2 separate regions of the Homo sapiens genome follow, and region 1 is linked to region 2. The links are chromatin loops, found by intact Hi-C in ENCODE. Cell type or tissue: mammary epithelial cell. All regions are shown on one strand. Links, peaks and the distances in the headings refer to the core of each region. The heading gives the core; the rest is flanking DNA.

Region 1 (5,393 bases), core at 218-5,217, 430 kb before region 2:
TGAAAATTTCTCAAAGAACTAAAAATAGAACTATCATTTAGTCCCATCAACCCCATTGTTGGATATATACCCAAAGGAAAATAAATTATTCCACCAAAAAGACATCTGTGCCTGTATGTTTATCACAGCACTAACTACAATAGCAAAGACACAGAATCAGTCTAGGTACCCATCAACCCACTGGACTGGATAAAGAAAATGTGGTATACATATACCATGGAATACTATACAGCCATAAAAAATAACAAAATCATGTCTTTTGCAGCAACATGCATGCAGCTAGAGGCCATTATCCTAAGTGAATTTAACACAAAACAGAAAACCAAATATCACATGTTCTCACTTACAAGTAGTGGCTAAATCTCGGGTAACATGAGCATAAAGTTGGGAACAATAGAGACTGGGAACTAGAAGAGAGGGAAGGAAGGGAGGTGATAAAGGGATGAAAAGTTTCCTATTGGATACTATGTTCACTAGTTGGGTGACATGATCAACAGAAGCCCAATCTTAGTATGACACAGTACACTCTTCTAACAAACTGTAACCAACCTGCATATGTACCCCCTCAATCTAAAATTAAAATTAAAAAATAAAATAAAATAATGATAGTAGATGCATCACTAGATCCTTATTATACAACGCACTGATATAGTAACACATGTATTTCTTTTTTACAAATTTATCTTTTTACATTTAGATAACTATCTTTATAAAAGCTTGTTTTTTAAAGCTATCTATGTATGCATACATATATATGTATGTGTATTGATATTTAAAAAATCCTATTCTGAGAAACATTTCATAGACTCCGTACAGGCTGCCCATGGGATTCATTATAAGAAAACTAAGGCATAACTTCTGATATCATGTGTGTCTCAAAATATGATGTAATAGAAACAAGAAAGATATCCTTATAACGCATTTACAAATGAAGAAACAGAGAAAAAGAAGGCAAAACCTTGTTTAAAGTCACTTAAATAAAACTAGATAAGCCAAGGGCCTGGATTCTTTTCTATATTCTCTCATATGTCCACCTGCATATCTCTGACACTTCCAGATGCCAAACTGGTATGAGTTCTACCTAGTTACAAATCTCTGAAATCCCATCTTTGCTTCTGAATTATACTAAATTATACATATCAAAAAACTCAGGCCTGGCACAGTGGCTCACACCAGTAAGCCCAGAACTTTGGAAGGCAGAGGCGGGCAGATCACTTGAGTCCAGGAGGTCAAGACTAGCCTGGACAACATGGAGAAACCCCATCTCTACAAAAATAAAGAAATTAGCTGGGTGAGTGCCTGTAGTTTCAGCTACTCAGGAGGCTAAGGTGGGAGAATCACTTGAGCCCAGGAGGTGGAGGTTGCAGTGAGCTGAGATCGCTCTCTGCGCTCTGGCCTGGGTGACAGAGCAAGACACTGTCTAAAAACAAACAAACAAACTTAGGGAAGATGCTCTAAATGCTTTGAGAAGAAGCCTGTGCCAAGTTTCTAATCTCCCTTAGTTGTACTGGCTTCAAAGTCAGTTAGTGGTTTAGAGATACTTCCCACAGAATGAGCTCAACTCTCAGCTAGGGACAAGAAAAATAACAAACTCTGATATAGGCAATACGACAGTTGAAAAGATGACTTTGAAATCGGATACAATCCACTGAACAGCTTTCCACAGTGTGTTTTGCTCCGACCATACTGTATTGCTTGAAGGAACTTTGAAGTCCACATTCAAATCTGCAACTGTTTGAGTGTGATGCAATAAGATACCCTAGGAAATTACGGTGGATAGATGAGTTAGCCTCCTGGATACCCAATGATAGATGAACCATGCACTCTTGGGAATTCATGAGTAGTTCAAATGATCCTCCAAAATGTTATCTGTTCATCCAGAGCTTATTTAAATCATCTGAATTTCATCACCATCCAAAATTCAGCTGACACTCATATGAGGATTTCCTTTCCCATGCAATTTCTCTTTCCACTCTCAGCCAGAAATAGTCCACACACTTTCTGAAGGTCAGACAGCTGACAGGTCTCAAGAGGGCTGGAAAGCAAAAACAAGCCAAAAAGTAAATAGCAATGTATTCAATGTAAAATCTAGTTGTAGAGAGTTAACTTCCCAAGTGAATATTGCAGACCTTTATATATTGTGCTGTGGCAATATCTGTAAAGGATGCTATAAGCATGGCCACTTTAATGTACTTGTAGTGGAAAATAATACCTCATTTATTCTTGCTGCATTATCCAAAATCCAGATTATACCATGAAATAGCAAAATAGAAGAGTTGGGAAGTTTAGAAAAAATAGTCACAGAGATGAGTAAGACCTGGTGATTTAAATCTACAAGGAAACATTCAAAGAACCAGGACTATTCATCATGGAGAAGAAAAAACTGAGGGCAACTGAGAAGCATACTACCTAAGAATAAATGAAATAAAACCAAAAGGAAAAAATATCTTAGGCAAGATTAGAGAGCGACTGTGGTTCACTTATCCTGAGATCAAAACCAAAGGAAAACATTATAAAGTGCTCTGAGAAACTGTCTGATCTTCAACTTGTTCACTTTCAGGGTAATTACTATGGGAAAGTATAAAATCTCCTCTCTGCAAATCTCTATTGAAATATTATTTTCTATCTGACATCATTTAAAGATGACTTATCTTGATTTAAGAAAATGGGCAAGATTTTCCAAGTTCCCTTATAATTAATAAATTCCTATATTCTGTATGTTATCCTGTGATAAGAACAAATGCAATCACCAAGGAACCCTGCCTATATAAATTGCCATGTTTAAAGAGGTATCCTATTAAGAAATAATGATATAAAATGGAGATCCCAGCTAGTGAAGGGTAAAAAAAGTCTGCACTGAGAAAGAAGCATAGTGTGCCCCCGAATCGTTTCTCAGACTCACCTTCTAATATGCTGAAGTTGTTACATAACATTTGGTTTTAATATAGAATGTCGTGATTCACACAGACACAGTTATCTGTCTTATGATATCCGGTGAAATTAAGTGGGAAATATTAAAATAACATTGGGTATGGCGGTAATATTAACTGCTCAATTTTTCAAAAAAATCCATGAGCTTCTTCACATTTCATAGCCCTCTGGATTTTCTGTGGGGTCATGTCACTAGTTTTACCAATAGCCTGTGAACAGAAGTGCCATGTCTCATTTCCAGGTCAAAATATACAGGATGAGGTGTAATTTCTTCACATGTTTCCTCCATGAGGCTGTGATTCACATAGGAACTATGCGCTAAGAAGGCAGCACTGGAAGGCAAATACTGATTGAGTTGTTGCATTCTTGGTGTGAGTAATAAATAGAATTTGAAGAGTTAAACATCACCTACTTATCCTGACTTATAGCTGCAGTAATTCTTGAGTAATAGTTGAGATAAAAACATTTCCACTCTACTCTCAATTTTCCCAATAACCACTCCTGTAAAGAAACAGCATCACTAATTGTTGACTAAGGGTGGGGAGATGCTTTTTTACCCACTGATTGATGGTTAGTTAGGCATTTTATTATTTAATATTACAAACATTTGTATAGAGCATACTATAGAATAAAGAAAATGTGTATTTTGCTATAGTAGAAAAATTATTTAAGCACTTTTAGGCTCAGGTTTTGGAGTAAATACTATCCATAGAATTGTGAAGCACTAAGATTCTGGTTGAAGAAAAGTAACAAACATAGAGTTTTATAGAGTAAACAATGTACTCACCACCACCATTATCGTTTTCTCTCTCTAATTCTCATGATTCTTTGAGATCAGGATTTGTATCCCCACTTTATAACAAAAAATCTTGCTTAACAAGAAAAAAATGGAATTAGGGCTTAAGTCTAGATCTAGATCTCTTATTTACAGGATACATCTACCATGCACTGAGAGTGTTTCCTCACTGTGTCACCAGGGTCCTGACAGAAACTCAAATAGGGCAAAGTAAATGGGATTTAATAAATGAACAGTTCAAAGGTATAAAAATGTGGATAAGGGAAATCACAGGGAAGATGAAACACCCAACAGGTTGAAATAGCAGGGAAGCCTCCAGAACCTTAGACATGAAGGCACACACTTGAGGCCCTTGATAAGGAAATGACCACCATCAACCTGTGTTCTCTCTCCCCAACAATTGAGAGTTTCTTACCTGTGGCTTCCATTGCTCCAATACAACTGAGGATACAGGGCAAAGGAGCCTGGTTTATGCTGTCCATTCTGGTCAGCCTCCTGTGGCAGAGTAGGGTACACAAGGTAGGGGTGAATCCAGAAGGACAAAGAGAGATTACCCAGCCTACATGTCAATCACTTTCATATATAGATAAACCACTTGGACACATCTGTATTGGAAAGAAATATATCTCCATGAAAGGCAACCTGAAAATATAATTAAAAATGAAATTGAGTCAGGTATGAACCATTTCCTAGGCAAGGATTTTTTCATATATTAGTCAGAGAACACAGCTGGTTGTGAAAGAGAAGAGCCTTCTGAATTTGAGCAGGTGTATGATTCTGATGAAAATAAGGATATGAGTCAAGAAAAACAGATGAAAGAAAGAAAACTGTTGAATGAGGAGGGGTAAGGAATTGAGGAAGAGTATGGTTGTATGACTTGGGAAAGGCAGATGGAAGGCTGACATGATCATGATGGAAAGACAGCTGGAGTTAAGACCTTGTTGATAATAAATACACATAACATGTTTTATTTTAGTTATTATATGTAGTCTTATGGAAAAATAAGTCTCTATTTATTCACAATAATGGGGCATGCTAGCTTTTAAAATAATGAGTTCTGAGTAAATTAACTTGACAAAGATAAGATGAGGGCAAGTAAAAATTCTATAATGCCTGCATTCTCTCTTTTCTCCTATCTCTGTTTAATACAGCCCAATTATATTTCCATGAGGATATAATAAGACAAGAGATTTCATTTAAGAAGGGGGATTGGGTGGGAGAGAGAGAGAGAGAGAGAGAGAGAGAGAGATCCTCTAGCAAAAATCCAGGGATTATAAAGATGAATTCAACCTTTGACTCAGTTTCATGGTATCTGAAACCCAGACAAGAGTTTTCATCTATTCTTCTGAGGACAGTTCCAGAGATTAGCTGTGAGGCATTATCTGTATAATAAGACAACTTTTGTTCACAATGAAGTTCTGCCCTTCATCTTCCCATCACCTCTCCCAGAGCACTGAAGAACTTCGTTCCAGCCCATTTTTTTTAGGCTCATGAGTCTACCCTTAAAATCATTTCACCCTCCATCTCCTCTTCCCTTATTAAGTAGGATTTATAAGCATCTGGACCTCATTGAGTTATTGGGTAATCACATTCATGTGATTTTTTCCTCATGCATATTAATAAATTTTGTAAACATTTTTCTCCTATTAATCCACCTTTTATCAGC
Region 2 (5,393 bases), core at 140-5,139:
GCCTAAAGTGTTGGGGTTTTCTTAGGTGCATTTGATTAAAAAGCTCCTACAAAACTTAGTCATCAAAACAGCTGCACTGAAAATAATTTTGTTGAGAAAACGCATTTTGTCATCTGCACAGGAAGTCATTACGTAATGGGGAAAATATGCGATGACCAAGTACCAAGCAGTTGTGTGGTTCTAAACTCAGGGCCTGTCATAGTGAAGTGTTTGTATAACTGTGCACCATAATGTCCATTGAGTGTGTCATCCTATCTTCACAGGGGAACTACCATCATAAAGGTCTTCACAGAGGATCTACCATCACATAGACGCAGTCAACATTGTTTTATGAATGTCTAAAATTACAATTGAGATTAACCAGAAAAATAAAGTTCTGAAGTCAGTGATCTAAAAGAACAAACCTTCAACTACAATTATGCTTGAAATACTTAAAAGTTGTCAAACAGATCTTAATTTACAATTTATGGAACTGAACCAATTTAAACACTGCCAAGAAAGACCAAGAAACCAGATTTAATCGTTGCCGTGCTTTCATCATGGCCCATTGAACGAATCCGGAGCTATATAATCTTGAGTGATCACACTGCCACTACACCTCTAGACCTCTTTTTTACTTATGAAAATATTTTCAAGGAACAATTAGTCTCAGGGACATCTTAGCTCTCCCTTCCTTGTTTTCACTGTATTTCTAGGGCAGAACTCTGCAACAGACTAAAACATTAGCTCTACTGCAGTGATTCCTGTGTTATTATTCTGTCATTTTACTGAATTGTCAAGTCCTGGCATAAATGGCAGATCATATGGAGACCATAACACAGTGATAGGCCTTTAAATAATGGTTTTAAGGAGTATTGAGTTTGCACACAACAACTTCAACCAACCTCCCAGTGTTTAACAACTTCAGTGTTGGGATACACATGTGAGCCTCTGACTTTTTTCACTGTCACATTTTAATGTCATCAGGCACATTAATAATTCTGAGAAGAAGCAATCTCATGCTCTCAAGAAAGCCACCCAATAGCTTAAATTTTGGTGCAAAATCGTAGAAATCACTCCATTCGATGACTGTCTTTAATATGGCTAGATTCTAATTTTTTAATAGGTGTTTTAATCAACAATCTTGTTTCATTGCAAAGTGATTTTAACACTGAAGCCACTATTTATATGAAAATACTTTAGCAATGAATTATACATTTTAGTATATGTATATATATCAAATGTCCATAATCTTTTAATACATATATAAGCATATGTAATACGGATGTGTGTTTGTGTGTGTGTGTGTGAGTGCTTACACACAGAAAGAGCATGTCACTGACTTTTTATTGTTAGAAAAGCAAGTCTAAAACATAAAATTTGGTTACACTTTAGAGTGAAACAGACTTAGGTTCAAACCCCATCACCACCATTACTGGCACTAGACCTTGGTCAAGGGCTTCCTTCTTCTCTACTGTCAAACAGAATGAGAATTACTTCACAGGCCTATTGTAAGGATTAATCACAAGAACGTAAAGTCCAAGCATTGCACCTGATACATGACAGGCACTCCACTTCAGAAAGAGTAAAAATGTTCCTTAAAGCAAGTCCAGTGCTTTGCCTGGATTAGGTAAAATTGAGAATAATGGGGATATTTTCCTAGTAGGTATGCTGAAACATATATCTAGTCGGTCGCCTAGCACAACACATAAATATATAAATCAATAAAGCTTTCAAAAAATACATCGTTTGGGTTTAGAGCAAAGGAAATGACAATTCTTCCTGTTGAATGGTCTTTCACTCATTGTTAAGGTTGATCACTTAATCTTGGAAAATCCAGAAAATTCAACAGCTAAAACTCTCACCTACACCCTAATGCAGTCATCTGGGGTCTGTGTGGCTCTTTGTGTTACTCTGCAATCTGTTCCACCTGCATCTTAATAGGTGGTCAAGTCATAGCTGAGTCCCAAAACTTCACTTTGGAATGTTCTGGCCTTTTAGGCTCAAAAAGAAAGTGTTTAGATTTAATGGTTTTATGGCCCATCAAATCCAGTGTGGTAGCCTCTAATTGCATCCAGGGGCTGGAATTTCTTTTAAAACTTTTTTTTTTTTTGACAGTTTAATAAGAATTTGCTAATATGCTGAACATTCCTGGAACGCATTAGGTAGGTTTTAATTTTTCTTGATATGAGGTCCCAGCACTCCCTCATGTGGCACTTGCCCACATAACAAGTCAGAAGCAAAAGGATAAATGAATATTTAATCCTTCTTTTCTCTTTCTTTTTGATTTCTCATGTTTAAAGGGAGAAAAAAAATCTCAAGTAGCTCCATGAAAGATGAAGGAAAATTTTATTATAGCTACTGTGCATAAAACCTGAGAGGTTTCCATGGCAATGTTCTTAAAGCACCAAATGGTATAGTAAGCATTTTATTAATTGGATATTTGAGAAGTCAGAGATGTTCTACTTATCCTGGAAGACTAAAATTTAGCCTAATGATACCACCTATTTTATATGTGTTAGCATTTATGTTTATTATTGCTATTTCCTTCCATATGTTAAATATTCATAGAAATAATTTTGTATCCTTCTTTAAAGAATATAAAGAAAAAAATTCAAAAAAATAAATAAAAATGATCTGCTAGAGTTTCAAACGGATGTGCCATTATAAGTAGAGGCACTTATAAAACAGCTTAAATATTATAAGATTTACAACTATTAAAATGTTGATTAAGTAATCCATTGAATCAAATTTTTTATTCGTAACACAGTGCATGAAAAACTGCCCTCCATTCAGTATTTTTCAGTTATTTTTTTCCACTTTAAAAGACTTCTTAGAATTTTATCTTTTGTTTGATTGTAATTCATGACCCATTGTTTATGCTCCCAAATTTTGCAAAAAGCGAATGATTTCCCAATTAATTTCACTTCTGTGGCTTATTTTATCTTCTCAAAGTTAAAAAGATAAAACAATAAAACATAGGATGTTTGCAATAAATATTTTAAGATGATAGCATAGTGCTTGCCTTAGGATTCTTGCTACAGTTAATGACGTTTGGAAATACCAGTAACAGAGCAGGATATTATAGGTAGCACTGCCTAAGTGATTAATAATCTGAGCAAAGCATTAACCTCTCTAAGCCTCGATTTCCACACCCACAGGAGTTGGAGAAAGTTTCTCAGGGTTTTGCACTCACATATTTTAAGATGGTGGTAAAGATAGATGAATAAATAATAAAGTCAAATTGCGTGGCACATACTAATTGCTGTATAAATGCTGGTGATCATCATTTTTCACAAGACTTTGAAGTATCACTTTCTGAGTTTATGCAACATTTATTAAAGACGTTTGTGTTTTTAGCAATAGTCAGAGATAGTTACATATCTTGTTCCTCTCCTATAGACCAAGAATGTACTTTGAAAAATGGAAATTAAAAGCATTCAAATGCTCACTGCCTCATCTAAACCCTCCAAGGCTGACATAGTGCAGTCGAAAGAAGTGGGCTGACATAAAGTGCGTCTAAACCCTCCAGGGCTGACATAAAGTGTAGATTTCAGTAGAGTAAGAAAAGGTAGCTCTATACTTTGAATTGTTTCTTTTTGCATTTGATAAAATTTTAAATGGGATCAAAATCATTTATTTATATACTGAAAAAAATTGCAAAGATCATCCACTTCTATGCCAGTTTTCTGGGTTTTTGTTTTTGGAGATTTTTGTTGTGAAAGTTTTTTCTTTTTTTTTTTTTTGTCTTTCCAGCAGAACTATTTAAAGAACTTTTCTTTTGAACACCAAAATGCAACACAAGTAGCTCATGCTCAGTATCACACCTAAGTTCTGTAAGATCCCTGGAAACAACCCCAGCCTCCTTGGGACGTGGCATTCAATCCACTGGTCTTGCTCAAGTAGCTCACTTTATCAATGAAGAAACATAATCCTAGAAAGTGAAAATGACCTGCCACAGAAATAAAACTAGTTCTCGGTAAATTTCCACATAAATCAGATGTCCCAGATGTACAGCCTAGGGGACACTTGTAGCCCACAAAAGTATTTACTTTGGCCCACACATTGTTGCCCCAAACAGTGTTTTAGGGAATTTTGATTTATTTGCCCACATTTAAAAACCAGGAGATTGTACATAGAAATCAAGATTTCTGGCTTCTTAAAATTTTGGAAGATTTGGCAACCCCACATCCCTGCTCCCTTGGGTCATCAAGAGCTAAGATGTGGCTGCCCCCTTCTGATGGAACATGCAATCTCAGACTCACTGCAGTCTCCACACAGGAGCTTGCACTGTTTTTTGTTTGTTTGTTTGTTTGTTTGTTTGTTTGTTTGTTTCAATTTCATCTTTTTTGGACATTTACATTACAAGCCTGGCTCCTAAAAGTACCTTTTTTTCCCTGAGGTTTCTGCATAAAGCTTAAAATAAAAATATTTTTCACAAAGAAAAAGAACAATTTTTATTTCCACTAGATGTAAATGGAATATACTTTTCTGAAAGTGAGTTTTTGTGTGTGAAAGATAAAGATTTCAGAGACTTTGGGCTCTGAGGGGCAAATAAAGATAGTGTGTAAGCATTTCTAGCATTTATTTCATGAATCCTCACAAGAAATCCTCAGGTGAGAGCTCTTATTCATCCAGGGTTGCCAGATTGAGCAAACATACAGGACACCTATGATTTGTTGTTTATCTGAAATTCAAACATAATGGGCCCTCTGTGTTTTATTTGATAACCTTGTATTCATCATCATTTTGAAAATGAAAAAAGTATAGCTTCATTGGTCACTCTACAAACATGCAGCAGTGTAAAAAAGTAGAGTTCAGACAGGGCGCGGTGGCTCACGCATGTAATCCCAGCACTTTGGGAGGCCAAGGCAGGCAGATCATGAGGTCAGGAGATCAAGACCATCCTGGCCAACATGGTGAAACCCTGTCTATACTAAAATACAAAAAATTAGCCAGCCGTCGCGGTGCGTGCCTATAGTCCTAGCTACCCAGGAGGCTGAGGCAGGGGAATCGCTTGAACCTGGGAGGCAGAGGTTGCAGTGAGCTGAGATAGTGCCACTGCACTCCAGTCTGGTGACAGAGCAAGACTCTGTCTCAAAAAAATAAGAGTCGAGCTCAGTTCTCGGTCCCAGTTAATAAGGTGGATTATTATTATTCCACAGTTGTGAGAGGAAGGGCAGAAAGGCCCTTGAAGTTGGACTCTGAATAAATCTGGAGAGTCAACGGGGAAAATGAGACTATGGCACCATAGCAATTCCCAGAACTTTCTGGAGGCCCATTCTAATTACTCAGGCCAGACCATTGCCTGTGGGCACCAATGGGTTTCACTTACTCTCACTGACCCTGCTGAGGGGGACACTTCTCCAGGGAGATTGATAACTAACCCGTTTTCTGAACCTGGCCCCAACTTC

What was found. Hi-C counts contacts between places; a loop is a spot of excess contacts. Peaks named below come from ENCODE experiments on the same cell type or tissue, not always from the same donor. Only the 100,000 strongest peaks of a DNase experiment are listed, where the experiment ranks them.
Region 1: it touches region 2 in a loop (4-fold over the local background); 2 of 110 quality-filtered maps call a loop at or near these places.

The regions. Positions count from the first base shown.
Region 1 is chr20:7,494,933-7,500,325 of GRCh38, forward strand. No RefSeq gene overlaps it. Among named protein-coding and RNA genes, the nearest start is that of MIR8062, 130 kb to the left of the region's middle. In mammary epithelial cell, for the core only: no CTCF peak of the experiment used is centred there; a DNase peak (open chromatin) is centred at 3,249; H3K27ac peaks cover 2,800 bases.
Region 2 is chr20:7,924,785-7,930,177 of GRCh38, forward strand. The region is part of intron 2 of HAO1 (hydroxyacid oxidase 1); the gene reads right to left. Among named protein-coding and RNA genes, the nearest start is that of HAO1, 13 kb to the right of the region's middle. In mammary epithelial cell, for the core only: a CTCF peak has its summit at 2,188; no DNase peak of the experiment used is centred there; H3K27ac peaks cover 582 bases.